Linked DNA regions of Mus musculus: regions 2 and 3 are each linked to region 1. The links are chromatin loops, found by intact Hi-C in ENCODE. Cell type or tissue: gastrocnemius. All regions are shown on one strand. Each heading gives the region's core, and the rest is flanking DNA. Links, peaks and the distances in the headings are about the cores only. Region 1 overlaps Pik3r1 (phosphoinositide-3-kinase regulatory subunit 1). Region 2 has its middle 46 kb from the start of Gm46397. Region 3 has its middle 36 kb from the start of Gm29870.

Region 1 (8,000 bases), core at 1-8,000:
TGGACCCAAGCGACAAAGGACTGCTTAATTGAAAGTGTATAAAATGGTTCCTTAGTTGAACCTTAGTGGGTCACACCCTTAATCCCAGCACTGGGGAGGCAGAGGCAAATGACTCTCTGAGTTTGAGGCCAGCCTGTTCTATAGAGTGAGTTCCAGGACAGCCAGGGTCACACAGAGAAAACTTGTCTCAACCTCCCTCTGCCGTCAAATAAAATGGTTTCTTAGGCTTCATGGACAATTGAGTAACCCCATAACCCCAGTTTCCTTTCTTTATGGTCACTACCTAATCCTCTGGGATCAAGCATAAAATATTCTGGTCTCTTACAGTGAAAAGATTAAACAGCTGAAGTTTAAATTAAATCATTAATTTGGAGTTTTCTGTGACTACATTCATTATATTCTCTGTTGGGATTACGTTCCTGTGGATTTGACAGATACATAAAAGTGACAATATGTGCTTATCAAGGGCAAATAAAAGTTCTGCACGCTGAAATCCTGAGTGGTGTTTTTAGTTTTCTGTTTATATTAAAACCTTTTAAAATTGAAATGATTTAACGAGGTTTTCTTTTTCTGGATACCTAGTAGAAGAAAAAATCAGAAGCATGAAGCAATTGAGTATATTTACGTGGAGACAGGCCTGAGTGATGGAAATTTTTTTTTTTTCTTTCAGTAGGATTTAGCAGAAAGCATGTGTCGAAAGTCTTACCTAAATGGGTCATAATTAAAGACGTTGGGGCTTATTTATTTTAATTAGAAATATTAAGCTACACTCAGTGGGCTTCATGGAAAAAATTTTTTTCTAATTGCATATTTTATTTTACGTCAAGTAATAAATTAAATTTTTGTGGGTACCAAAAAGACGTTTTAGCTTTAACCACAATCATAACTCATGCTAAATATATTAATGTTGTGTTGATTAGCTGGCTAACTGTTTCTGGAGAGTTAACTGGTGAGACCTATTGTTGTTGATGTTTTTCGTTTTCCAGTAATAGTGGCAGAGCAATCAGTGTCCTTTCTGGAGAAAGGTTCTCGTTTGAGTTGCTCTGATCAATACAGGTGACTAGAAGCAGAGGTAAAGAGCAGCGCTTACTTCTGCTGTGTTCTCTTTAAAACTCTGTCAGATGCTGTTGTTGCGTTGCCCCTCCCGTGGGTTTGACAGAGTTTCTGGGAAATCCACAGAGGCAACTCTCTCAGCCTCTTACGAAAAGGGGCAGAATGGAAGGGGGAACTCACTCACAGTTCCTGTCGGGATTAAACCGGGCATCCAAGTGGCGCGCCTCAGGTTGACTCTCAGACCTAGCTGCTGTCTCTGGGATGGAAGATCCCATCTCAACATCCTCCATGTATAGCACAGAACAATCCTTGTTACCCATCTCGTTTTCTCGCCAAAGAGAATCTGTAGAACAAAGCAATTTAGACTACTCAAGTACATTGGCCATTCCCAGTTGTCTTTGACAGTTCTTAATTAGAGTAAAAACGGACACAGTCAGCAGTAGGAACAGTTTTTCGGGACATTTGGGAATTTGTACAAATATACTTTAGAGGAAAAAAAAAAAAAAAGAAAGACAAACTGTTTGGCTTCTGCATCATTTATTATGTGTGCGCCCTTGAATCTGGTGTAAAGTGCCTGGGATGAAGATTGGTTTCTGCTATTGTACAGCCAAAGGGGTAGCCATTGCACTATGGTCTCAGTTACATGGTGAACTTGTAAATAAGTCAGGCATTAAAAACTTCCAGTGGCATCCTTGGCTGAGAGTCCGTCTTAGTCACTGTGAAGTATTTGCTGCATGACCTAAAGATGGTACCATAACATACATAGCCTTGGCTTTCTCATCTGTAAAATGGGATCGATGGCCAGGAATGAGCTGTGTGGGAGCTCTCTCAGACACACCTCCACTCCCAGAAGACCCCAGGACCTAAGGCTCATTGATGATAATTCTCAAAACAGAAAGGACACATTGAACACACACACACACACACACACACACACACACACACACTCAGTGTTTCTTAGACTTAAGTGATATGTTTGAACCTGACGAAAATGAAAGGAATTGAGATTGCCCGGCCACAGGAAATAGAGGCCAAGGGCCAAGTTAAACAGCTGAAACCACGCACAAAGCAGGAGATCATGGGAGATAGCAAACGCTTCGACGCTCTCTTTGTCGGTGTTTGAGGGAGAAATGACAGCAGAATTGTCATGTTTAGACCAGCTGCCTCTTCTACCTCACCTGAGAGTTCTCCTCCTCGTCCGTGGAAGGCAGACAGGACCAGCTGTGTTCTGTGGCAAAATGCGTTTTTCTCCACAGCTCGGTGCTTTCCCAGGCGCAGGCACCCTGGAACCTGGAATGGTTTCGTTTCTTAGCACAGAGTTTTCATTTAACATGGAACATTGTTGCTTGAATGATGCTCATTAGGAGTCTCTACTCATGTTTTCCTTTGCCTGCTTCAATAGTATCTAGTTCTGTTTTCTGTTTGTTTCTTGTTTTGTTTTCCAAGACTGTTCTTCTTTAGTCCTAGGAGACTAATACTTTACACACACACACACACACACACACCCAAGCTGACCTCTAAACTCATGATAATCCTCCTGCCTCAGCTTCTCTAGAGCTAGAATTATAAGTATAGGCAATCAGGCCCAACTGTTTGTGCCACTTAGGTATAAACCATTCCAGGGTCATGGATCTGTTAGGCAGAGTTTAGTTGACTCCATACTGTATCTTCAGAGGGCATAGTACTGGCAAAACCATACCCAGAGCTGCAGTTCACTTCTGCTTTGTCCATTTAGTGTGTCCATTTCCTCTTTGAGGAAAACCTTTGGTTTTTCAGAACTCCATTTTCCTTTACAAAGTCAGAGTTGCAATAGCAAAATAACTTAAAAATATTTTGTTTTCTTGCTCACTAATTCATTATGAAATAGCTCAATGCTTAAAAGGAAAAAAAGAAAAAATGTGCTGGGTCTTGGTGGGAGGGAGGACATGCCTGCCTGCCTGCTCTGAATCTGATTCTCCTGCCCAATAGAGGTTGCCATCTATTGGCCAAAGAGAGAAATAAAATGAAAAGTTCGGCCCACGCTCCAGGTGGTGCGATGGTCACGGAGAGGTTCTTTTGGTAAAGTTCTTGGCTAAAATATATGAAAATGCATGATTCTTTAGGAACCTTAAGCCCAGGATCATTGGCCGTAGCCGGTCTCTGTAAGTCATGATAGGTATTTAAGAAGTGGCTACATAGCTCTTTTAAATGCATATTTCTTGAGACCACCAGAATTCCATTTTAATGAAATATTAAATGGAGTTTTAATTAGACAAATTGATGGCTGATTTTGTAACTCTGTGGTTGGTTTGGGCTTTCTTTCATTCCAGCCTTTGGAATCTGGTATTTCCTGCCCAGCTGACATGAGACAGGCTCTGTAGAACGGGCAACTGGTGGCTCTTGGTGCTGGGATCTGGTTAATTTGACCATGTGCACTATTTAGAGGTTTAAGTAGTGGCATCTCTCCAGAGTTGTATAATGTCATAAGGTGCATTTGACAAAAAAAGGGAGGTGGTTCGTGGAAAATTCTCAAGCAACTGCAAACAGGGGAAAGAGTTCCTTTGGTCTTGGGTGGACACACACACATACTCACCCACTCCACACTCCACACACACACACACACACACACACACACACACACACACAAACACATAGGACAGCTTGAACTTAGAAAGCACCAGTATAACAATTTTTATTATTAATAACACATCATTTTAAATTGACTTCTCATCCCTAATATCTGAAAATAATCTTATAAATCCTGAAAGCTAAATTGTATATACATTAGTGCTTTACTTAATATGCCTCACCATGGTGTGTGTATGTGTGTGTGTGGTGTATGTGTGTGTGCGTGTGTGTGTGTGTGTGTGTGTGTGTGTGTGTGGTGTATGTGTGTGTGTATGTGTGTATGTATGTGTGTGTGTTGGGTAGTATCCTAACCAACTATGAATAAGGCTCACAGTCTAACCTTGTGGTTTTATTTCTTCCTTACCTGCCTGTTCATATTTGGAGTGTGAAGCTTTTTTAAATGCTGTGTACTACCCAAGTAATCATTTGATACCCTGGATTCAGGCATTTGACGTTCAGTTAATTAATTCCTGTGCCTTCCACTGTGAACTAAGAACGATGACAGCTAAAGAAGGAGGCGGTACAAGAGAAACCAGGAAACCCATATGTTATTTGCTTCCATTTTCACATAGTACACCTATATATGTGTGAAACAAATATATAAACTGTTACAAAGCAGCATATTGATGAATTGAAATGAGTGGAGCATGATACGAGCAAGAAGCCGGCAGGAGAACGGTTGGAGTGGGGCCTAGAGAAAGCAGAGTTTTTGAAGGAAGCGAGACATGTTTATGTGTTCTGATACAGGTCAGTATTAGGCTCACCCTGAATGGCTTAATGTCATGTGAGCAGTGGGGAGAAGAGAAAGGGCAGCATCATGGAAATGGTTGAGGCATGGGCATCTCCTGTGGGCAAGCCGAGATGTATTGTTGAGGTCAGGCTGTGTAACTTCCTTCTGAAAAGGCCCTGCCCATTTACCAGTCATGATACCTTTCTTTCACTTCTATTTTTGTCCCTTCCTTTAGGAAAAGGACTAGATGCTTACTCGTTAGTTAAAACTCAAAGTCATTTTCCTGTTCTGGTTGCTTTTGTTCCTCGAGTTTGAGAAGAATCGAATTAGGTCCGCGTGAAACATTTGGTCCCTCTGTCAAGTTTCCATTTTCCTATTACCTGATATGTCTTTCTTTTTAAAATGCTGTCCCCTCTCATCCACCAGATCTGTATCGTGGTGCCCCTCCTTGGTCTTTCCCTTTTGGATAAAGGCAGATATACTGAGCTTTAAAATTCTGCCTGGATAGATTATCTGCTCTGGCACAAAGTGGCCCTGTCATAAAACCCAGAATTGAAACATCCAGTATTGACGTCTTTAAATTCAGCCTTACTTTTAAATAATACTGGACTGGGTTGTTGGACATCATCATAACTAAACTGTTTCTCTAGACGATGTAGGTTAATCCAGCAAGCCCTTCTAGGAATTCTGTTGCAACTGGTACCCTGTACTACCGGACTCCATTATAAATGATTTAACCTCCTATAAAGCTGCATTTTAATAGGTGTTTATAGGCATCACTTACCAAGTATTTCAAGGGCTCTTTAAATGAAAACTGCCAGGGAGGGAAGGGTAACACTAGCGTTTTTTCTCACAGTTATAAACATTCCCACATAAAACAGGGTTGGTGGACTATGGGTGAGGGAACAAATACTTAAGGCTCCATCTCCTACCGCTGACTTTCACTCGTTCCCACGATAACTGGAGAGAATTCCTTGGGAACTCCTCTTCACAGACTTGTGTGTTATGTGTTCATTCTGTGCCAGGACCTGGTCCTGGCCTGGATGCCTTGATCAAAGCTCATAACTTAATGGAGGGAAACAGAATGCTGGCCGTTCGGCCAGACAAGTAGTGTCCTTTAGGATTGGAGCTAAGCTGGAGGCACCTGTGTTTGAGGTGCCATGCCCTCCTTAGTCTCCTACGTATTCCTGCCAGTGGCTGACTTTTCTTTCTGGGGGGTAGACAGCTGGTGTTTGAAGTGGTAAGGTATCCCGTGGGATCTACACCTCAGCCATAGGCTCCATGGGATATGGTAGTGGAGACCCATGCTTGCTGTCTTGCCTTTGCTGCCTGCCCTCTCCTTCCGCCTGCTTGTGTTTGGCGAGCTTTGTCAGTTGCATGCCTGTGATGAAGATGGCAGGGCAGAAGACTTGACTATTTCTGTTGGTAACATACCAGTGTGTAAATTGGGAAGTTCCCTAAGTGCGTTCGATTTCTATATTCATTTGCTAAAATTTATGTGACCCATAATGTCATTGGTATGCCCATTTGCAGTGATGTACTATCATTAAAAGTGACTTTGGTGAAGTGGCTTTGGTGTCCTTGTCTGGAACCGTAACCTTCAGCTATAGAACACGCCGAGGGGAAACACATGTTTTAGATCTTACAATGAGCTTGGGAAATAGTACCCACATGTAGGCTGGAGACTTCCTGTGGCGGGCGACAGGCAGCCTGTGAGGAGAGCCTGCTTTGGGACCAGGACTGTTCCTGTCATCGAGTCCCGTTCCTAAGAGCGGCGCCCAGAAGGGTGAATGAGCTGCCCTGAAATCTTTAAGATTCCTTATGAGATTTCAAAATTGCGTTCATGAACATCACTCACTTGGAAGAAAATGGCTTGGTGTCCTCCTAAGACTGTGCACACACTACATTAATCCTGTGCTTTGTTCATGACTCCCGAGGGAGAAGGAAGATCAGTATTTAAGGCTCCCCCTCAAAACCGTCTGCCTCTGCTGGGTCACGGCTCCTACTGTTGTAGGAGTTCTTTCCTTTGTGTTTGTTTGTATTTTAAGATTATAATTACACAGCTTTTCTCTTCCCCCTCTCCCCCTTCAAACTCTCCTGTGTACCCCCTTGTTCTCTTTCAAATTCATATCTTTTTTTCTTTAATTGCTGTTTTCTGTGTGTGTCTCTGTGTGTGTGTGTGCCTGTGTGTGTAATACCAGATACATAAATACAACCTGCTCAGACTGTATAATGTTACTTTTAGGGCTGATCATTTGGTATTTGGATAACCGATTCCTGTGCTTTTCCTTGGGGAAGCCTGTTTCGTGCGCACTCAGCATTCCTTGGCTGCCTGCAGTTTGGGTTTTTCCTTTATAATTGAGTCCTTGTGAGCTTTCCCCCTTCTATATGAGACGGTGTCTCCTAAATATGTCACAAGCTACAGCCGTGAAGTCTCATCAACATGGCTGCCTAAGCGTGATCCGAACAAGGATGACACCAATAGACATTGTTGGTTTTTGTTTTGACAGGAATTTGCTGTGTATGTAGCGTAGGCTGGCCTCGGATTTGAGATCTTCCAGCTTGTGCCTCCTGAGTGCTGGGACTGCAGGCTCTGGCACCAAGCCCACATGTTATCTCTGCCCCCAACTGTAGTCTGTAAGATAGATAATACAGTGATTGTGCCGAAAGGTTTGCCTTTGTTAGTGTAGAAGTAAAAATTCTAGTGTGGAACTCCCAGCACTTGGAAGACAGAAGCAAGAGGATTTTGAGGCCAACCTGCTCTACATGATGAGTTTAGGGCTAACCTGGACTATGAGATCGTTTCTAAAGTTTGGTATGATGATGCAAATTTGTAGGCTTACCACTCATGAAGCCAAAGCAAGGAAGATAATCAAGACTGCAAGGATCTCCTGGGATACATATGGAGACCTTGTTTCAAAAGGGAGGGAGGAAGGGAGGGAGGGAGGGAGGGAGGGAGGGAGGGAGGGAGGGAGGTAGGTAGGTAAGGGGAAAAAGGAAAAAGGAAAAGGAAAGGGAGAGAAGAAAAGAAAAAGAAACTAGATTTTTGAAATAGCAATGTTATAGTAGATGAGTGACATTGTACTTTGGATAAAAATTTACAAAGCGCTTCTGACAATCGCCTGCTGTGTGCCCAAGGCCACTCAGGTTCTCAGCTCAAATGGTAGAAGCACCATTTTGAAAATCCATTGGTTTTCCAGGGTATCTGGTTATATTTAGATAGTCATTTTTTCTGCTGAGTATGTCCTGACAATCCCTTATGGCCCATGGTTCTTTAAGTTATCACTTGCTAGGCTGTACTGAGGACTCTGAGCCAGATTTAGTGGTACCCTGTAAACCCCATTGTTTGGGGGGATTGAGGCAGGAGAATCACAAGTTTAAGACCTGCCTGGGCTACACTAAGCGAGTTTGAGACCCAGTTTGAAAATAAATAGATAAGGAAGTAAAGGGATGGTAACTGACATCAGTTTAGTGGTTATCTTAGGGTTTCTGTTGCTATGCTAAAACCCTATGACCAATAGCAACTTGGTGATGAAAGAATTTATTCCAGGGACCAGGGATTTATTAGGGCAAGAACTCAAGGCCGGAACCTGGAGGCAGGAGCTGATGT
Region 2 (10,594 bases), core at 1,178-9,177, 660 kb before region 1:
CAATCTTTCCTGAGCCTTACTTAGGTTTTAGGGGTTAACAAAAGCCCAGCACCAGGGTACGAGAAGTCATTCTCTGTGTTGCTGTTCAGAATTGCCTGAGACTCCCAAAACATTACAGTCTATTGCTGTTGTCCTAGGTTGTCCTCAGAGATAGAAGGTTAAGTCTCTGCTGCTAAAGACACCATTAACATCACACATAGGATTCTGGAGCTCCCTGAGGTGAAAGTGAACTCTACAGACTTGTCCACATAACCACAGAGAAGTGTGACCCTTTTCCTGCACCAAGGGAGTATGCTCTTTGCAACAGATAGAGATCATTACAGAAAACCATCACTCAGTCATGAATCCTTTAAGTCACGAATCTTAAAGGAGAACCTACAACCTTTTTCTTTTTTTAAAAAAAATAACCCACCCAGTCCATTCTGTGTTACCCATGTACTTTTAGGGTGTGGGTCCATCCATTAGATCAGTGGTTCTTAACTTTCCTAATGCTGAGACCCTTTAATATAGCTCCTCATGTTGTGGTCATCCCCAACCATAAAATTATTTTCATTGGTACTTCATAACTGTTATTTTCTACTGTTGAGAACTGAAATGTAAATATCTTATATGCAGATGGTCTTGGGCATCCTCTGTGAAAGGGTTATTTGATGCCTCCCAAAAGAGTCACAACGCATAGGTTGAGAACTGCACTAGAGCATGGTTGAGATATCAGGGGCCAAACCCTTAAAGAACACTGATTGACCATCCCTCAAAAGCCCTCAACTGTCAATTGCTCCTCAGTGAGAGGTGAGAGCTCATTAATTGCTCTCACTCCATGGGAGGACATTGCCTGGCTTGATCTTGTACAATTCTTCTGGGAGATGTTTTTAAAATATCTTTTAAAAAATGAAACAAAGTGTGAGACACGGAGACTGGGATCATAACTAGCTCTCTTTCCTTCTTTACGGTCCATAAATAACTAATTAAGCACATTTCCCAATTATAGGCTGACAAATTAATGAAGACTTCATTGTATATTCCTTATGGGTTAGCACTATGGGACATTTCTCATTTTCCAAAGGTTATTTATCTCCAGTGAGGCTGACTTTTAGCTGAATGAATGTTCTGATTATTTTGATTTATGACTCTGAATTTAATACAATATATTTAGCAATAAAAACAATGAGGGAAATGACTTAATTAGATCTAAATCTGTAGATCCTTCATAAATGTCCATAATAAAAAACAAAAACAAAACTGATTAAAATCAGCCTGTAATTTTTATTCTTTATAATTTTCCAGGAAGTGGTAAGAAGTAGAATTACATATGTACTAAACCTGGGACGTTCTTCTGGAATTTGTTTTTAGATAATCCTTTGACAAGATTACCCATTACATATGGCATATATATGAAGTTCAAGATACCTGAAGTGAAGGGATTATTTATTTATTTACATCCCAAATGCTCAACTCCCTCCCAGTCACCCCCACCCCCCACGGAGACCCAAAGAAGTTAAACAAGAAATAAACCGCAAGTAAGAATGCTTGAATCTCATTTGGAAGGGGGGAATAAAATAGTCATAGGAAGCAGAGGAAGGGAGGGAACTAAGTGGGAGAAAGTGGGGGAGCAGAAGCAGGTATGGGGCCGGAGAGAGGGCTTGAGGGCCAGGAGAATGAATGGAAATCTGCAACTGCCAGGGGTCGGGTGGGGGTGAGGGTGGGGTGAATCTCCAGGAAGTCCCAGAGACCTGGTATGGGGGAGGCTCCTAGGAGTCAATGGGGGTGACCTGTTTGTCTTTTTTTTTTTTCCTGTAAATTTACACCACTTTGAAATCATAGTGATTCCCAAATCTTTTCTCTGGTTAATTTTTTTTTCTCTTTTTCATAAAAGTAGAATGAAGAATACAGGAAAAGCAAAACAACAACAACAAACCCCCAGTAACATAAGGACCAAAAGCCAGCTAGGCAAGTATGGGTGACATGCAGGCACTGGAACAGCCAGGGAAAGCAGGCTGGCGGTGCTGGATTGATCGATGTCCTTCATCATTGATCTGATAGAATACCTGACAAAGCCGCTTAAGGAGGGAACAGCTTGTTGGCTCCTGGTTTAAGGCTATACAGTTCATCAGTGATTGATGTCATGGCAACAGGAGCGTGGGGATGCTGGTCACATCCCACCCACTCAGGGAGCAAAGGGTTGGTGCTCAGCTCACTTTCTCTTTTCTATTTACTCTGGGCCTCCAGCCTGTGGTACAGGACAGCTCACAGTTTTAGAGGGTCTTCCCAGTTTAATGGAACTAATCTAGAAAATAAGAGATTTGCATGGTGAGTTATAAGTCCCATTACATAGACTCGATTACCTATCACTCTACACACATGTGCTAACACACACACACACACACACACAATGAAGACTAGAGAATGAGGAGAGTTTGTCTTTTTTTTTTTTTCTATTAACTTACACCACTTTACAGTCATGGTAATCCTCCAAATTCTTATTTAGAGCTATAATATTATCATGGCCCATGAAATGTTTTCCTTTTTCCTCTAATCTGTTGATAAAGGCAGGGTAATCATTTTATTTTTCTTTTCTCCTGTGTTGATTATACAGCTACTGGTCCAAGAATCCATACATAAAAATGAAACAAGCTAGTGATGTAGCTTTGTGTGTATGTTTGTGTGTGTATGTCATGGTATGTGTGATAAGGCATATATGTGCGAGTCAGAAGACAGCCTGTAGAGTTGCTTCCACTATGTGGCTCCCTAAGATCCCACAGAAGTTCTCAGGCTAGACATCTAGCTTGCTGAGCCATCCATCTATCTTGCTCCCCCCCCCACCCCCAGTACAGTTTTAAATAATATATTTTCTCTAATTCAGCACCACTCACAACCACTAATCTCCACTGATATAATTTTTGCCTTTCTGAGTATATTGCAGAAACAGCACCTAACAAGATAAGTAACTTTGATACTGGTTTCTTATAGGTAGTACAATGTGCTTAGAATCGGCCAATTTTGTTTTCTGCATTGGCAGCTCATCCCTTTTCATTTTGGATAGCACTCCATAAAGGAAAAAGTTCTGTGGAAGGCATTCAGGTTGCTTCCGAATGACACATAATAATTTGTGGCTATTACAAGCAGGTGTGTTACCGACACTCACGTATAAGCATTTGTGGAAATACTATTTTCATTTTTTCTAAGATCTATACCCAGAAATGAGATTTTAGTGCTATGTAATGATTCTATATTTAACTATTTTTTTCAGAGCGAGCATTTAAATATGCATAAGCAAGATCTCAAATTTCCAGTTGTCCTACATCCTTGTCAGCACTTGGTATTGGATCTTTTCTTTTAGCCATTTTAATAAGTGTGTAGTGGCAACTTATGGGGGTTTTAATGTTGTTGATCCAGTTAAGTGATTGTTTACCACTGAGCATATAAGTTTTTCATTATTTATTTGTACTTTGACAAGTGGTTGTTAGTGTACTCATGGGATGCAATGGAGTATTATGTTGTAGAATGATTAATTCATGCTAATTAATCTATCACCCACTATACTTATCCTTGGTATGTAGTGAAAACCTTTGAACCTGACAACTTTGAGGCACCAACTTTTCAGTCATTGTTATTTACTGTGGCCATTCATGCAAAGTGGATCACTAATTCCCTTCCCCTTCTGTGTGGATGAAACTTTGTATGTATGACTAATGTCTCTCCTTTTCTTCTCAGGTCCACAGCCCGCTCTTCTGAAACTGCTCTCCTATAGTCCTTTCTCCTATAGTCCTTTCTCCTATAGTCCTTTCTCCTATAGTCCTTTCTCCTATAGTCCTTTCTCCTATAGTCCTTTCTCCTATAGTCCTTTCTCCTATAGTCCTTTCTTGGAGTCTAAATAGAAGAGAGAACAGGGGGTATTTGTTGAATTTTCAGAGGGACCTTTGTCAGGTCTATATTTGCAAATATTTGGTCTTCAACTTGTTTGTTGTCTTGATACTATTTTCCACAGAATAACATTTTTTCATTTGATGAGCTCTAACTTAGCAACTTTCACTCTCACAAACTGGTTTTGATGTTATTTCTAAGCACTCATTGACAATCTCTTAGAATATTTTCCTGCTTTTTACCCTGAAGGCTTATAATAAATTTTGCAAATACATTTCTGTCCATTTGAAGCTAATCTGTGTTTAACATAGAGGATTGGGCCTGGTTTCAATTTTTTTGCACGTGTAATATTGATTATTATAATATATGTAAACGGACCTCTCATCTTTGGGTTGTTTTTTAAAAATGTTTGCTAAAATCTAATGTTCATTATTTATTTGGATATTAGCCCTTTATCAGATGTGGGGTTAGTGAAGGTTTTTTTCACAATCTGTAGGTTGCTGATTTTCTTGACTTATGACATTTTTAATCATATAAAGAGTGTTTCCCCCCTTCTTTGCCCAAGAATATATTGTAAGAGCTGTCCCCATCTATAAAAGGAGTATGACTCATGGATATTACTGGATCATCATTTCCTCTGCTACATAGCTTCTCCACCCCTGGGCCTTTATAACATGCTCCCTGACTTCCTTTTATTTAATAAAGAAAAGGGTTCGGCCTAATAAAAGCACAGCTATTTAGCTATGTAAGGCAAGGGTTTGGAAGGAATTAGAAAATAATCTTGTGAAGGCAATAAGCAGGTTATTAGAGTAGGCTGGGTTTCTCATGATCACAGAATACTGAAACCTATTGTATCCATTCCCTAGGTGTTGTTCTTTCATGAGACACAAGGACATGCATTGTTTTAACTACAGGAGGTAGCTGGACACAATATTGTAGAAAATGTTTTATTAGTATATCTTGTTGAGAAGAGGGAGATTGCAATCTTTTCTCCTACATCATCAATATCTGGGGGGTAATTTTATGAAAGATGGAAGTGGTTTGTTTCTTTGCTGGGGGGGGAGGGAGGTGTCCAGTTGTTAAGGACAAAACGAACCCCAATTACCATTCACAACTTACAGGCCAGTGCTATCTCCTATTTCCTCTCTCCCTTTCCTACCTTCCTCTCAATCTTAACCAGTTACTCCCTCCAGCTCCAGAAATTTGGTACTTTTAGAGACCATTGAGCAGAGCATATGTTCAGTCAAGAAAACTGATTCAAAGTTCTCTTTTGCACTAGACAGAGAAAGTAAATAAGAAGGAAACTGGGTGTTATAAGGAAAAATGGATTTGCATTAGGAAGTTCTAGTCATTGAATCAATTTGCAATGAAAGCTAAAACCCCGCACATTACCAGTTTGGTAGGACTCCCATGCTTGTGTGGCCTGGTCTAGGGAGGGGTTCCTGTGACTAGAAGTAGGACTTATCTGGAGAGTAGAAACAGAAGAATTTGTACCAAATATGAAGAAAACCAGTGGTCTAGACTAAAGGTCACAAGTCTAGCAGTGGGGAGGAAAATAATTTAAACTATAAGAAAGCATAGAACTACTGCCAATTGAGAAAATAAATGGCTTATAAACAGAAGTAGCTAACCTCAGATAATATGAGGTTCCTTAGGGGTCTGATTTATATATTTGTTCAGGGAGGACTGAAAGCAATCTCTATAATTGTTATCAAAATTCTCTTTAATGGTTTGCTATCTTGAAAAGTTTCCCTGGTGTCTGCATGATAGAAACTGGCCAGCCCTGGTCATTGCCCTTTCTAGACCTAGTTTGCAGTGATTATAATTTTAATACTTAGAGCAGCTTCCAAATGTAGCCTTCTGTCCTGATGGGTGCTGAAGCTCAGAAGTAAATCAAGTTGACCTGATAACTCAATCTCCATGCACGCCGGACCACAGAGATCTCATGAAGAACGCAATGTTCTCTTCTGTATAATATGTGGCAGAGCAATTGAAGTGGGACAACTGTTAATGAGCTGAGAAGTTTATTTATTAAATATGAATCCGGTTTTAACCATGGAAATAGATCTAAGAGTCTTAGGTTTCCAGTATTATTATCTTGGGCACATATTTGCATGCGACTGTTTCTAGGTCAAACTAGCACATGCAGGCTAAGATCCATGCTGGGATGTTTTAAGTTCCAGTGTAAATGTCAATAGCAAAGCAGCAGAAAATCAAGATGCAGCGCTGTGATGATTCCATGGTATCCAGACCAGCTGGTATGTGCTTCTAATCTTTTTCATCCAGATCTTCAGGGTAATGTGAATACCTAACCACATCAAAGGTCCCCTAGATGTGTGCTGTTTTCCTGATCCCAGTGAGAGAAATCTCACTTCAGTCTAAGCCAGTGAGTCTCAATATGCCGTAAATTTACATATACCACAAACTCAGTAAAATAAAGACAATGTTGTAAGAGTCTATCATTCTTAGTTTACCAGAGCTATATATAGCCCTTTGGAAAATTATATTTTTGTTCATATAGTCTAATATGTATACACACACACACACACACATACATATTCTGTTTTAGAGAATTAAAATTCATTAAAAATGAGAATTACTGTTGGGAAATTTTGAATGTGCTGACACAGAATAAAACTGATATTTTATGTGGCTTTTATGATTAGTTTTCTAAATTTCCAGGATTGTGAAATTCCAAACCCTGGGAGTCATTGTCTTAAGTCCTTCGGAAGTCAGAACGGTTATTGCAGAGTAAGAGAGGCATCCTTAACTCTACAAAGAGCACAACCCAAACTTCTCCATGGAGTATTAAAAGGTATCTAATAAATAAAGTATATTTGATATGAATTATTCAGTATGTTTCTTAGCCCATCCATGATCAGTATGTCAGCTGTGTAGAAATTAAAAAACAGGTTGATAAATGGGCCGCCGGAGAATGCAGGGTGTAGCAAGCAGCTAGAGCTTCAAATGAATCAGGGTTATGCCATCGCCAGGCCAGTAAAGAGTTGCAAATTTTGAAAGGACTGGTCTCAGGGACATTTTTTGAGATGTCATATAATATGGAATAATGTCGCTGATGTGATTCAGCTTGCTTTGTGAGAAGAGCACTGTATGAAAGATTTAAAACAGTGCTCCAAGTTCAGACTCACTCCCCTGAGAAAAGTGACTTCAAAGTTTGTAAGAAGAAGTGGGGACAAAGAAATCCTAATGTTTATTTTTAGAAATGCAAATCCAGTAGAAACAAATGGAAACATAGCAAGCCCAGAATGTACATATACATCCTAGTTGGTTTCTGTTGCCATGATCAACACTGAGGGGAAGGGAGAGCAACTTAGACAGGGTTGGAAGATTTTATTTGGACTACATTTGTATGTTATATTCTGTCATCTAGGGAATCAGGGAAGCAGCTGGATCTTGGAATTTGGAGGCAGGAACTGAATTAGAGACAGTTGAAGAATTTTCTGCCTTGTTTAGCTAGTACATATTATATTAAATGTATAATAATCATATATTACCTTATTATATGTTAAAATGTATTATATAATAAATATAACATAATATATAATGTATTATTAATGTATTTGCATGATATAATATTAAATAATTTGTTTATATTCTATAATGAATAAATAATATGTATAATATGTAAATAATATGTATTTCATTTATATAAATAAATAAAACCAAGGCTTATCTCCCTAGGGAAGAAATAATCCAGAGTGTGTTGGCCTCTCTTACATCAATCAGCAATGGAGAAAATGCTCTACAGACATGCTACAATCCACCATGATGCAGACAATTCCTCTTTTGGGAGCCTTCTTCCCAGGTGACTTTGGATGGTGTCAAATTGCTGTGTAGAAGTTTTGAGATCGAAACATATCATCCTGCAGGAAAGCTCCTTAAGACCGGAAGTAAACAACTCAAAAGAGTTTCAGGAAATCCTTGAAACTGACCAGAAACACTAGGCTCTTCCTCCCCCAACTTAAATAGCAAAGATCGCTGAGAGTCACTCTCAGACAAGCCAGTCTGGAAAGGTGACTGTTAGGCAAACTCAGCCACCAGGAAGAAAGAGCAACCAGCCACACTGCCAAGAAGAAGCAAAGACAAAGCAAACTGCCCAGAAGAGGCTCAGACCCACTGATCACCAGGAAGGCACAGTCTCCAAACTGCTGAGGTGCCTGAGGCTGCGCAGTGTGCTCGGGGCTTCTAGATTTTGTGAGCTGTCATCCGTGCTGGGTGGGCGTTGGTGAGGCAGCTGGTGTTTGAGTCATTTCTGCTTCTGTTAAAGGTAACCCTTCACCCACATTCCTGTATGTAGCCCCAGGAAAACTTACTGGGTCATTAAACTGGGTTTTGGTGGTATCCATGCTTTGGTCTACTGTACGTATCCTATGTGAAATGAGTACATGTTGTTGAGATAGTCTGTTATACAACACACATTTAAAAACGCTAAGCCACAAAATTCATACATACATACATACATACATACATACGTACATACATATATACATGTGCATGATTTCTCTACATTGTCAGAATTCTCCAACCAACAGTGCTAAATGATGATGATGATGATGACGACGACGATGATGATGTAGGTCATTTCTGTCCCTTGGTGATGCAGAGCAGATATAGGCCAGATTAAACCAGACTAAAAGCAAATATAAGTTTATTAGGTGCTTCCGCCCCGTGCGGGTTCAGCAGTCCCAAAGAACAGGGCTGCGGAAGTCGTGCACCCTGACTTAGGATGGGGAAGCGTTATAGGCTATAGGTAAAGGGTGATGACGTGTTAGCCATAAGCTGGGTTTGTGCCCAAGTATGGTCAAGACCTGAGCACTTGGGCAGAGATCTGGGTGGCTGGCAGCCTCCGGGGAAGAGGCTGCCACAGCTGCCAGGAATGCTGACCTGGGTCCTTAGAGACTTTCCTTTGTTCAGAGGGTTTTTTTGTTTTTGTTTTTTGTTTTTTTTAGTAGTAGTAGTAGTAGTAGTAGTAGTAGTAGTAGTTGTTGTTGTTGTTGTTGTTTGCTTGTTTTGTGCCTTTGGGGTTGGGGAAGGAAGGCAGGCAGGGTTTCCTGGCTTGTGCAGGGGCAAGCAGGGGTTGGAGCCGAGCAACAACAACAGTAATAAACATGCCCATCTTGGCACTGGTGTCAGTTTGGGCTTCCTGAGCTCAAGGGTCATGCATCAAGCTTTGTGGAAAGTTTGGTGGAAAGTAATGGCTTCCTGTGAAGATGTGAGGTCCCGCATGCTCTCCAAGTCAATGTCGGAAGCTGTTCCTCTCACAGGCCCACAAATCATGGTTACTTTGCACATTGTGCCTTGCCTTTGTACACCACTGGTTTATATATTGGGTATATAGCAGATAGCACTGCATAGTTTGAAAAATATAGGGTTTTTTTTTTTTGTTCATCTGTTTGTTTAAAATCAGATAGCATTCTCTCACCCCCCCCCATTTCTTTTTTCCTTCCTTTCTTGACTTTGTGTTATTCCCCTCCCCCTCCTCCTCTTCCTCCTCCTCTTCTTTCTCTGTCTCTCCCTCTGTCTCTCTCTCTGTCTCTCCCTCTGTCTCTCCCTCTGTCTCTCCCTCTGTCTCTGTCTCTGTCTCTGTCTCTGTCTCTGTCTCTGCCTCTGTCTCTCCCCACAAGCTTTCTCCTGGTAGCTAGCTGGGAACTCACTGTGTATATGAGACCGTCTTTATGTTATGCATTCCTCCTGCCCCAGCCTCCCAGGTGCTGGAACCACAGACAGGTGTCAGCACACCTGGCTATCAGGTGGCCTGCACAGATGGTGCCAAGTACGAGGTAGACATTTCCAGGCCTTGTTACCCAGCACTTTGTCCTCCAGCTCCACTAGGAATCTATCCTCTTTTTCCTTCACCGTGCACTCTCTAGAGAGGCTTGAGCCTTAGGTCAAGAAGGTCTCGGGCTTTCTGCTTGTTTAAGACTTGATAGCATCATTTTGGGGGATGCATTCTTTCTAAAGGGAATTCCTTGACCATTCACTAACTTCTCCATTAACCCCAAGCACTTTAATTGGTCTCTGTATAGACTGCATTGAATGTTACCCCATGGATTGTTTGTTTTAGACTCTGAGGTCTTTATGAGCCCTCTGGGGACTAATATTTATTTGCCATTGGAATTTGAGAAAGGAAGGACCTCGCTGAATTGCTTCTGAAAGCCTTTTCTTTGGGAAACAAAAGGCCCCCCTCGTATTGTGTGAGTGCAGCTTCATGTATCAGCTCTTTATCACACACAGCTGCTCTATTTTAATTCTGCGGTTCTCAGAGAAAGACCTTCTGCTCTAACCAACGTTTTACTAGTGTTCTGAGAATGGCATGGTCTGCAGAAGAGTTTTTTAACAAAGGAGACCCCGAGACTCTGCAAGTGTTTCCCTATAGCTGATAGTAGGGTTATTGCTTAAAAAAAATTTGGGTCTCCTATCCGTGTGCATTTATGCACATGTGCGTGTGCATGCACACACACTGAAGGAATAGAGTCTGTAACGTTAGGGTGGCCTTAAAGCATGCTTACAGCTGGATCTGTCTGAGCCTGCCACACCTCATCCTTTTACTATTTAAATATCCCTTCTGCTAGTTACTGTGTTTAATTGTGGGGCAAAACAGGAGTTAATCATGGTCTTGGTGCCAAAGAAAACTTACTGCAGCCTCTAAATCTTAAGAGAATCACCATTATTTAAACACAGGGCCTACCTAGATATATTTAAACCTAGGCAG
Region 3 (10,594 bases), core at 1,408-9,407, 780 kb before region 1:
GTTATTGTTTAATCACTAACCATTCACCTATTGGTCCATTTCCACCCATTATAGCTTAATAAAAATCTGTCTTTCTGTATTCTCAGTAGGGTGAAATTTTAATTAACCTATGATTCTTTTTTTTTTATCTTTTCCTCCTTTATTTATTTATTTATTTATATTTTTTATTGGATATTTTCTTTATTTACATTTCAAATATGTTCCCTTTTCCAGGTCTACCCTTTGGAACCCCCCTATCCCATCCCTCATCCCTCTGCCTCTATGAGGGTGCTCTACCACCCACCTACCCACTCCCATCCTCCCTCACTGGCATTCTCCTACACCCTCAGGCCCAAGGACCTCTCCTCCCACTGATGTCCAACAAGGGCATCCTCTGCCACATATGTGGCTGGAGCCATGGGTCCCTCCATGTATATTCTTTGTTTGGTGGTCCAGTCACCGGGAGCTCCTGGGGTCTGGCCTGTTGACACTGTTGCTCCCTCCATGGGGCTGCAAACCGACTCTGTCCCTTCCATCCCTTCTCCAACTCTTCCATCTGGGACCCCTGAACTCAGTCCAATGGTTGGCTGAGAGCTTCTGCCTCTGTATTTGTCAGGCTCTGGCAGAGCCTCTCAGGAGACAGCCATATCAGGCTTCTATCAGCAAGCACTCCCCGGCATCCACAATATCTTCCAGGTTTTGCGGCTATATATGGGATGGATCCCCAAGTGGGGCAGTCTCTGGACTCTTCAGTCTCTTCAGTCTCTGCTCTATATGTTGTCTGCATATTTCCTCCTGTGGGTAATTTGTTCACCCTTCTAAAAAAAGTACTGAAGCATCCACACTTTTGGTCTTCCTTCTTCTTAGGCTTCATATGGTCTGTGAATTGAATCTTGGATCTTCTAAACTTTTGGGCTCATATTCACTTATCAGTGAGTACAAACCGTGTTTGTTCTTTTGTGTCTGGCTCACCTCACTCAGGATGATATTTTCAAGTTCTATCCATTTGCCTGCAAATTTCATGACATTGTTGTTTTTAATAGCTGAGTAGTATTCCATTGTGTAAAATGCACTACATTTTCTGTATCAATTCCTCTGTTGAGGGACATCTGGGTTCTTTCCAGCTTCTGGCTATTATAAATAAGGCTGCTATGAACATAGTGGAACATATGTCCTTATTACATGTTAGGGCATCTTCTGAGTATATGCCCAGGAATGGTACAGCTGGGTCCTTTGGTAGTACTATGTCCAGTTTTCTAAGGAACTGCCAAACTGATTTCCAGAGATTGTATCAGCTTGCAATCCCACCAGCAGTTCAACCTCTGATTCTTTTTTTCTGATTCTCCACAGGTAAAGTATGAACAAATCATTTAAAGAGACTTTGGCTCCACCTACCTCTCACCATGTATGTCTCCATCAACCTAGCCCAAACCATTCTTTATCTACTCAGAACACACTAGTGTGATCCATGTAAATAGTTTTGAGTGATATTGTATTCTGCTTATTGCTTTGAATACAATTCAAAATTCTTACATCCCTCTGCATAGGTCCCTGCATCTTGCTTCCTTCACCCAACCTGTAGTTCGAATTTTGGCTTCTTGGAAAACCCAATTATGAAATTAAAAAAAGAAACAATTATATTATGTGAATATGCTTTTTATTTTTGGTTTTAATCCTAGGTGTGAGATAAGAGGCTGCTTCAGGCTAGTGATTATGATTTGCCTCGAGCGCAAGCAGGGGCGTGAGCTTTGCTAGATACAGATAGTTTAATTCTGAAGAGATAGACTCTTGAGAGAGTATAAATGGGCATGAGTCCTGAGAGGACCTGTGGTGGCTGCTGTTTTCCTTGTTGCTGCCCCTGCTGTTGCTGGTCCCTGTTGGTTCCTTCTGCTGCATTTGCTGTTCTGTTTGCTGGATTGCTGGATTGCTGGATTGCTGGATTGCTGGATTGCTGGATTGCTGGATTGCTGGATTGCTGGATTGCTGGATTGCTGGATTGATGCATTGATGCATTGATGCATTGATGCATTCCTGGATTGCTGGATTGCTGGATTGCTGGATATTCTGGTGATGAAGATTGGATTTACCCCAATGTATTCAATGTCTCCAATCAGCAGGAAGTAGCCTGCAGAGGTCTACTCTCCCTTCCCCTTCTAAGTTTCTTTCTCTCCCAGCTATGTTGGGAAGTTGAAAAGGATTAGGGTAGAATAAGTGTTGGAAGGAAGATAGAAATTTAAGAACCCAGTAAAATAGCTAAACAAATTTGCCAAGATCCAGCCCATCATCTCCTTGATCTGATCCTTTAGCATATCCCCTCTGCCTCAATTTACCTCAAACAATAATCTTCTTTCTAGTCACTGAACAGGCCAACCATATTCTCTTTTAAGAAGGCTCCATTAAAATACAAATTTTTTTGTTCTATTCTCAGAGTTTCTGATCCAGCAGGCTCTAAGTATGCCTGGTTAATTTTCATCTCTGAAATGCTGAAAGGGCTCTTCTTGCTATTTTAGGAGTCACACTAAGAATAACTTGGTGTGCTGATAAATATACTTGAAGTATGACCTATGATATAGTATAAAACCAACTGGTTCACCTAACTATTGAAAAATCTAATAATTGCCTCTCCAGAGCACATCATTGTAAACACTAACGAAGAACAGGGTTTGGAACAACAAGTAGAGAAAGAATTTATTGCACAATTGCTGTATGCTAGCAGTTCTAATGTGTGAAGTAAAATATTCCATTTGGTCCTAATTCTAAATATTACAAGATTATGTCACACATTAGTGAAATTACTTCTCAGTCACACAAAGGAGACTTAATCAAGGTCTGTGTTGATCTTGAAGTTCTCCCTATTAAAAAACAAAACAAAAGAAAACAACAACAAAAAATATGTAGATATGTAGTCCTCTTTGAATTTTGTCACTTGTCACCAGGGCCATCACAGCAAGGTTAGGAGATGAAGGACTTAAGCAACTGAAGGTGACTTAGGGCATAGATACTGTCTGACATTATAGGCGATTAGCTTCTGTCTCGGGGAGTTTGAAAGGGGAGCCCTGATGAGCAAAGCTATATACAAAGTCGGCTAACCGTGTGGGGGATGCAGCTGAGGAGCAGGTCACAGCCTGTGGGCCAAGTGCAGCCAGAGAACATGTTCCTTTTCCTGGTTATTGCCTGATAATCCAGGAGCCAGTAAGCACAGATCAAAGGAGACTGAAAAGCTCATATACTGAGATTTCTGGTGCCAGGTGCTGAAATAACTTTCCTTTGAGGGCAAGTAAATTCCCTCAATTGATGGAACAGAAGTGGCTCCAGGCAAAGGCCCCACTTGCTGCCTCGTTTAATTGCCTTCCTACCCTTCCTCTGGATGAAGCTTCAATCACTGTACTTTCTAAGCTTGGAACCTCTGGGACAGGTTTCCACTGGCAAGCTTTGTGAGCTACAGGGGTGATTATCCAGGCATCAAAATTGCTTTCCTTGGGTCTTTTAAAAGCCAAGCTCAGGTTGTGCTCCTCTGAATTGCCTGGAATGCTGCCTTCTTGCTCACCATCCTCTGCCAGTGCAGACAGCCGAGCTACCTGGCCTAAAGGAAGCCACTCTAAGCCTCGAGTGCTCCAGACCTTCCAGTGGTTCTCACCCTTCCCAGTGCTGAGACCCTTTAATACAGTTCCTCAGGTTGCGGTGACCTCCAACCATAAAATTATTTTTGTTGCTACTTCATAAATGTAATTTTGCTACAGTTATGAACTGTATTGTAAATATCTGATATGCAGGATATCTGATTTGAAACCTCAAAGGGGCTGTGACCCACGCACGGGTTGAGAACTGCTGCCTTATACTGACCTGAAAATCTACAGCAATGTAACGAAATCCCCAGAACAATGAAGGTCAAGTTGCATGCTCTGAAATGGTTTGCTCTTCACATTTGTGACTGGGATCTTTGATGGAGGCTTTTGAATATCTATAGTCCATGAAGCACTTAGAGGGACTAAAAATAGCAGAGGAAAAGTAACCCTGAGTCAGTAGCCCTTTCTTTCTGAAGATGAGCAGGCACAGGAGTTTCTGTTGCTTTTACACTGTATATTAATTGCTACAATTGCCTTAGAGTGGGTCAATTCCAGTGACATGACTCTGCAGGGAGGGGTAGCTGCTTCCTCCTCCTCCTCCTCCTCCTCTTCCTCCTCCTCCTCCTCCTCCTTGTCATCTTCTCTTCCCCATCCTCCTCCCCTCCTGCCTTCTCCTTCAGACGTCTTCCCTTTTGAGACATGGTCTCAGCATGTACTCTTTGGATGTCCTGGAACTCAGTCTGTAGATCACACAGACCCCAAACTCACAGAGACCCTCTTGCCTCTGTCTCCCAAGTGCTGGGATAAAAGACATGCACCATCACACCAATCAGGGAGAGGCTTCTTGGGAGCTGAAGGAAGGTTTGGTGCTATAGTCATGGGGGTGTGTTTGGTGAGAATAAGTCAGAGGCTCAAGGCACATAACATTCAGAACTGCCAAGTCCCACTATGATTTTGTGTCTCCTTCCTTCTTCCCTTAGAGGTCAAATGAAAACCATCAAAAAGAACATTCTTATAATTAATTATTCCCTATGTCAAGTCCTTATTATTTTGTTTCTTAGTTTTATGGTGCTGGGGATGGAACCCAGGGTCTCATACACACTAAGCAAGCACTCTGTACTGGGCTTATGTCCGTGGTCCCTCAAGTCCTCTTATCATTCTCAGGATGGATTGAAAACTGTTTATATCCTTAGTCCTAGTGAGGTCTTTTATACATCAAAGTCTAAAACAGAAAAGGACATGATATGGTGTGTGTGTGTATGTGCATGTGTGCATGTGCGCGTGAGCATGAGTGTGAGCGAGCGGACAAACCTGTGGGTGCCTGCAGAGTCCAGTTTTAGACTATGACTCCTGGAGATGGAGTCATTGGCAGTTGTGAGCTACCCATCATGGATTCTGGGAACTGAACTCTAGTCCTTTGCAAGAGATGCAAGAATTTTTAAGGGCTGAGTTATCTATTCAGTCTCAAAGACACAGTGTTTTCTAGCCACTGTGAATACTCTCAGGCAGGGTAGTCTATACCTTAACTCTATTATGACCACTTCTTATCTCCAGAGGTCCTGGAGGGTACACAAAATAGAGGAACAAAATGAGACACTTTTTAAAAATATAAACCTTGGTTCTGAAGGTATGCATGCAAATACACACTAGATAACCAGATTCTGTTGAACGCAACACAATCAGGTTCAAATACTCGTCGTTGACCCAAGGAGTAGTAGTGGCTTGACTCCCACTGTGGTTTGGATAATTGTTCCCCAGATACCCATATGTTAAAGATTTGATCACCAGCCTGTGGCCATATTGGGAGGTGGCAGAACCTTTAAGAGGTGAAGCCTAGTGGGAGGAAGTTAGGTTATTGGATGATGTGCCTTTGAGGCATGCTAGGGCCCATTTTCTTCCTTTCTCTATTTGCTTGCAGACTGCTGTGAGATGGACATGCTCTAACACATGCACCCACCACGATGTACTGGTGGTGTATGACTCAAAGTAACATGGCTGAGTGACCATGAACTTAATCCTTAGAATCAGAAAATAAATAAGCCTTTTATTTTTTTTTAAGTTGTGAATCTCAGGTATTTTGCTATAATATCAAGAGGCTGCCTGACAAGGCCTTGATGCAAAAGAAGCAAGGTTCCAGGATCATGATCCAGTCTATTTCTCTCACGGCCATTTTACTTGGGGCAAAGGAACAGCAGGTTAGTTAGCCGCCCAGTGTGGCTCTCTAGTAGGTCAGGAAGAAACATTTATTCCTAAAAAGCTTGGCGAAAGCGTTGTGTTTGGGGAGGATGTCCTCCCCAAAAGAAGCAGGGTGCACTTCTGCAAAGCAGGATAGTGTTCCCAGAAGAGCATTTATTTTACCTCTTATATGAGGTACAGGTATCAAAGAAACTTTAGTCATGGGAGATAGACCTGGGGAGTCTTTTTTCCCATTGACTGTCATTCCTGATAGTCAGGAAAGAAAAGGTAAGAAAGAAAAGACCCAATTCAGTAAGAGACAACCCATTGGACATTTGAAACTTTTGGAATAAAGCAGATTTAATTTGACTTCATCTTTAGTACCTCATTAAAAGAATACAAGATACTGGGGATTTTGTAAGCCAAGAATAAAATAAATCTCAGGGTTTGTTCTCTTCTGCATTCAGACGAGAGAGAAGGAAAGGCCCAGATATGGATTTGGACTTCACTTCTAAGTGTGAACCTTCCTCACTTTCATCAGTAGCCATCTGGCATTCAGTTCTCCACGGCAGTTCTCTCAAATGACTGGCAACTTCCAACAGTTTCCTTGGCACTGCCACTGAGAAGGCTCTGTCCTTAGCAATGTTCAAGAAACAGTCAAAGCTCAACGTAAGCAGGTAACGATACTTAGGCAGTCACCACTTTATTCAGTTTCAATATACAGGAGTCCTCGTCTCTCTGTGCAAACTTCCAATGCAGAGACATCCTTTAGTCCCTTGTCACAAAGCATCTTGACAGAGATGGCAGTCATTGGAAGTATAACAACATTCATGGGCCCAGAAAAATTCTCCCCTTGGGATTTCCACATCACTGTGTTCACATGTCTGAATAGCAGTTCTTACATGGTACTATAATTATCTGTTTATATGTCTGTTGCTTCCAGTAGATTTTCACACTTAGAGGTGAGAAGACACACCCATTTCATCTACATCACTGAGCACAGATATTCAGGGAGAACTTGAATGGAATTTAGATAGATAGATAGATAGATAGATAGATAGATAGATAGATAGTGCATGCTGGGGTATAAATTGGTTTTACAAAAGGTAAACCAATGGCCCATTTTTAGAATAAAAATTTCTTAACTTTTTCAGAAAGGATCCCCCCACACCCATGAAGTAGGGCCTTTTACAAGGAGTTATCAGGAAAAAAAAGCTAATATTCAAAGCAATAATCCCAGGGTACTTTTGACAAGGACAAAATTGTTTGTTCTGGCAATTATCCTAACATTTAGAACTGGCAATTGATTTGACTGTCTTAACCCAGGAATTTATGCAGGTTCTCAAGACATCAAGTTGTACCTCTTTCCCTCCCTCCCTCCTTCTCTCTCTCTCTCTCTCTCTCTCTCTCTCTCTCTCACACACACACACACACACACACACACAAATGAGGAAGACTTCAGTTAAGACTGAAGAAAAAGACACATAGATTCAAATAGGATAGTGCTAAGTTCTGTGATGAATAAAGCTCATAGATTCTTATAGCCTTGAACATATTATGAAAGAAATTTGATGGAGAAAATGCCCCCCAACCCCCACTATTCACTCTGCATGCTCAGATAAACTCTAGGTGGCATAGTGGTGCATGTCTTTGATCTCCAATCTTGGAAGGAAAGTAGATATCTGTGAGTTCAAGGCCGTCCTGGTTGCACAGTGAGTTTCAGGATAGCTGGGGCCACATACACAGACTCTGTATCAATAGAAGGAGGAGAGGAAAGAATGAGGAGGAGGAAGAGGGAAAGAAGCAAAAGAAATGAGGGAAAAAGGAAGAAAGGAATGAAGCAAAGAAAGAAGGAAGGAGAAAAGAGAAAAGCAAGTCTATTTTCTGCAACCTACACATATATGTATCTTGCTGTTCTGTGTCTATCTTTGAGGACACATACATTACCACCCACACACTAATATTCAATGCTGTGCTGCTAGACAAGATGAGTACAACTCTAAGCCTCAGCTAGTGTCTACATTATTTGGAATAATGCTTTGTAGAACACTGTTTCTGGGCAAGGGCAGTACTTAGATCTTGGGAATGAATTAAAGTTGTCATAAAATAAAGCACAAGTGGATAATAAACACATGAAAAATTTCTCCATAACCCTAGTCCTCAGAAATGCTAATTAAGACTACAACAACTCTGTATCTCACTTCAGTCAGAAAGACAGTCACAAAGAAACAAGTGCTTGTATTTGTCACAGTTCTGTACAGAAACAGAACTAATTCAAGGAGTCTATATTACAAACAGAACTTATTAGATTGGCTTACATGAACATAGTTGGGTAGTTCAATAATGGTTATCAAATGCTGTAGAGATTAATAGCATGGTATCTGCTTAGTCCACAAGGGTGGATGCTTCAGCAGTCTTAAACTGATGATGAATGGTCTGTAGAATTCTTGAAGGACCATAGGACTCCAGTGCTTGATGGAAGGATGATGCTGAGTTCCGATATTAGAAAAAGATGGCAGCAATGCCTGCAACAAAGTAGATACACTGACTGGCAGTCAGTGAAAGAGAAAAGGTGAAAGCAGTGTCTTTTATTTAGAACCCCTGTGGAGCTGGACCATCACCAGGAGATACCATCAACTCAGAGGAAGATTTTCCTGGAAATGCCTTTTCAGAAAAGGGCCTTAGGAACCTTCCCAGGGGCAAGTCTCTTAGTTGATTACAGAGAAGAGCTGGCTGACAACAAAGTTCAACTATCATTGTGCTGGTTGAACTGTCAACGATGAAAACCACTCTTGATGTTTCTCCCAAAACTAAGCTTAGATCTATTATATGAGCCAGCAAACCATTTCTGGACATTTATTGAGAAGTCTGTAAGTTAACAAGCACACAGGCATTTGTCCATCACTGTTTCTTACATCACTTTTCATTATAGCTAAGTTATGGACCATCCTAGGTATCCATCAACAGAGGAATAGATGAAGAAAATGTTATTTACATAAACAATGGAATTATTTTCCAATCACGAAGAAGAATGGTTATATCATTTCCAGGAAAATGGATGTAACCTGAGTTAATCATTAATGAATTAAGAGTCTCAGAAAGACACATAAATATTGTAGTTTCTCTTGTTTATGGCTCCCAGATGTTATATAGATATATAAAGCAATATAATATGAGAGTAGTAGTGCAACTGTTAAGGGCAGTGGTTGTCAACCTTCCTAATGCTGTGACCCTTTAATGCAGTTCTTCATGTGGTAGTGACCCCAACCACAAAATTATTTCATTGTTACCTCATAACTGTAATGTTTCTACTGTTATCAATAGTAATGTAAATATCTGACTGCAGTTTATCTGATATACAACACGTATGGAAGGGTTGTTTGACCCCCAAAGGGGTTGTAATCCACAGATTGAGAAACACTGGTACAGGGGAACAAAGAGAACTATCAGAAGGGGACAGGGGAGAGAGGAAGGAAAACACAGGGTATGCAGGAGGGGAACAGGGTCAATGCACACTATTTCTATGAAAATGTTCTTTTGAAGCCCAGTACTATATCTATTGTATATATATGATAATATAAAAAAAGAAAATATTGTTATCATAGGGTTATTCTTGTAATGCAATCTTCATGAATGTTTTCTGATGCATTAGGTCTTTTGTGGAGTATCTTCTCTAGTCGACAGTATTTCCTGAAACTATAGGCTATAAGAATATTTATGCTGTCATTTGGGTAGCTTCCTTTCTGTGAAATGTTACCATTAAAATATACATGGAAATACAATGGACATTGGCAATTGTGAAAGGAATTGTATTTTCCATTTTATTGTTGTTCCCTCCCCCCAACAGTAAGGGCAATTGGTTCTTTAAACTCACTAGCTAGCACTTCAAGAAAGCAATGTCTCTCAAGGTTATAAAGCATACAGGTTCCCTTTAAAGGCAAAAATGAATTCTTCACAAGTCCCTGGTGACTAAGGACAGTGGATTTTAACTCATGAAACATTTCAAAAAGGGAATGTGAAGATCTATAGTCCTTCCAGTAGCCAATAATTTGCTAGAGTTTTACATTTACCAATAAAGCAGTGAACAGAATGTGCTCCTAGAATTGAGTCAGGTAGAACTGTGGGTAATTTCAGTTTTTTTTTTTAAGTCAATAAGGAAAAATAATAGCTGGCTTCTCACCCTGAAAATCCAAAGTCTAAAGAGAAGCAAGCTTTTGATATGTATATGGATAGACATTTTAAACTTCATTTACATAAGGTTTAGAGAAAGGAGAAGAATATACAGTGTGGTTCATATAATAAATACTTAGGAAATAATTATGGCTATTTTAAAAGTCTGTAATAGCCTTTTTCTCCTTTTTTGATCTATTTTAACTCAGACACTCTACTTTTACTAACATGTTCATATGTTAAGCTTTGGAGCAGGACAGTGATTTAACCAGGATACATAAATAAATGAATAAATGAATGTCACAAGAAACTAAAGCCTATTCAACTTTTGAGTCTTCAGCTTTTAAAGTAATATAAAGGAAGAACTCAAATCCATTTCTAAAATAAGCTTCTCTCTGCTCTCTCTCTCTCTCTCTCTCTCTCTCTCTCTCTCATTCCCTCTTTCCTAATAACCAAGTAATCCCATCCATCAAACCTCAATGCTAATGAACTTGGGGCCTTTGCTTTCTAAATAAAAGTGATTTCTATGTTGCCGTGTCTCTGAAATTAACTATGGGATTATTGGAATTGTTAGTTATAGCTCTTCTGGTGATTTGAGAGTGAAGAGTACTCAAGTTAGAGACAGCAAGGGCAGTTAGCACTAGAGATAACCAGATGGCGAGAGGCAAGCACAAGAACATAAGTAACAGAAACCAATGCTACAT

The links. Peaks named below come from ENCODE experiments on the same cell type or tissue, not always from the same donor. Only the 100,000 strongest peaks of a DNase experiment are listed, where the experiment ranks them.
Region 2: a loop joins it to region 1, with 4 times the contacts of the local background. A loop is called at or near these places in 2 of 42 quality-filtered maps.
Region 3: it touches region 1 in a loop (2.4-fold over the local background); 6 of 42 quality-filtered maps call a loop at or near these places.

The regions. Positions count from the first base shown.
Region 1 is chr13:101,730,936-101,738,935 of GRCm38, reverse strand. All of the region lies in intron 2 of Pik3r1 (phosphoinositide-3-kinase regulatory subunit 1), which reads left to right. Among named protein-coding and RNA genes, the nearest start is that of Pik3r1, 33 kb to the left of the region's middle. In gastrocnemius, for the core only: a CTCF peak has its summit at 3,027 (motif pointing left); a DNase peak (open chromatin) is centred at 3,052; H3K4me3 peaks cover 1,583 bases; H3K27ac peaks cover 7,015 bases.
Region 2 is chr13:102,392,795-102,403,388 of GRCm38, reverse strand. No RefSeq gene overlaps it. Among named protein-coding and RNA genes, the nearest start is that of Gm46397, 46 kb to the right of the region's middle. In gastrocnemius, for the core only: no CTCF peak of the experiment used is centred there; no DNase peak of the experiment used is centred there; H3K27ac peaks cover 2,980 bases.
Region 3 is chr13:102,514,364-102,524,957 of GRCm38, reverse strand. No RefSeq gene overlaps it. Among named protein-coding and RNA genes, the nearest start is that of Gm29870, 36 kb to the right of the region's middle. In gastrocnemius, for the core only: no CTCF peak of the experiment used is centred there; a DNase peak (open chromatin) is centred at 6,332.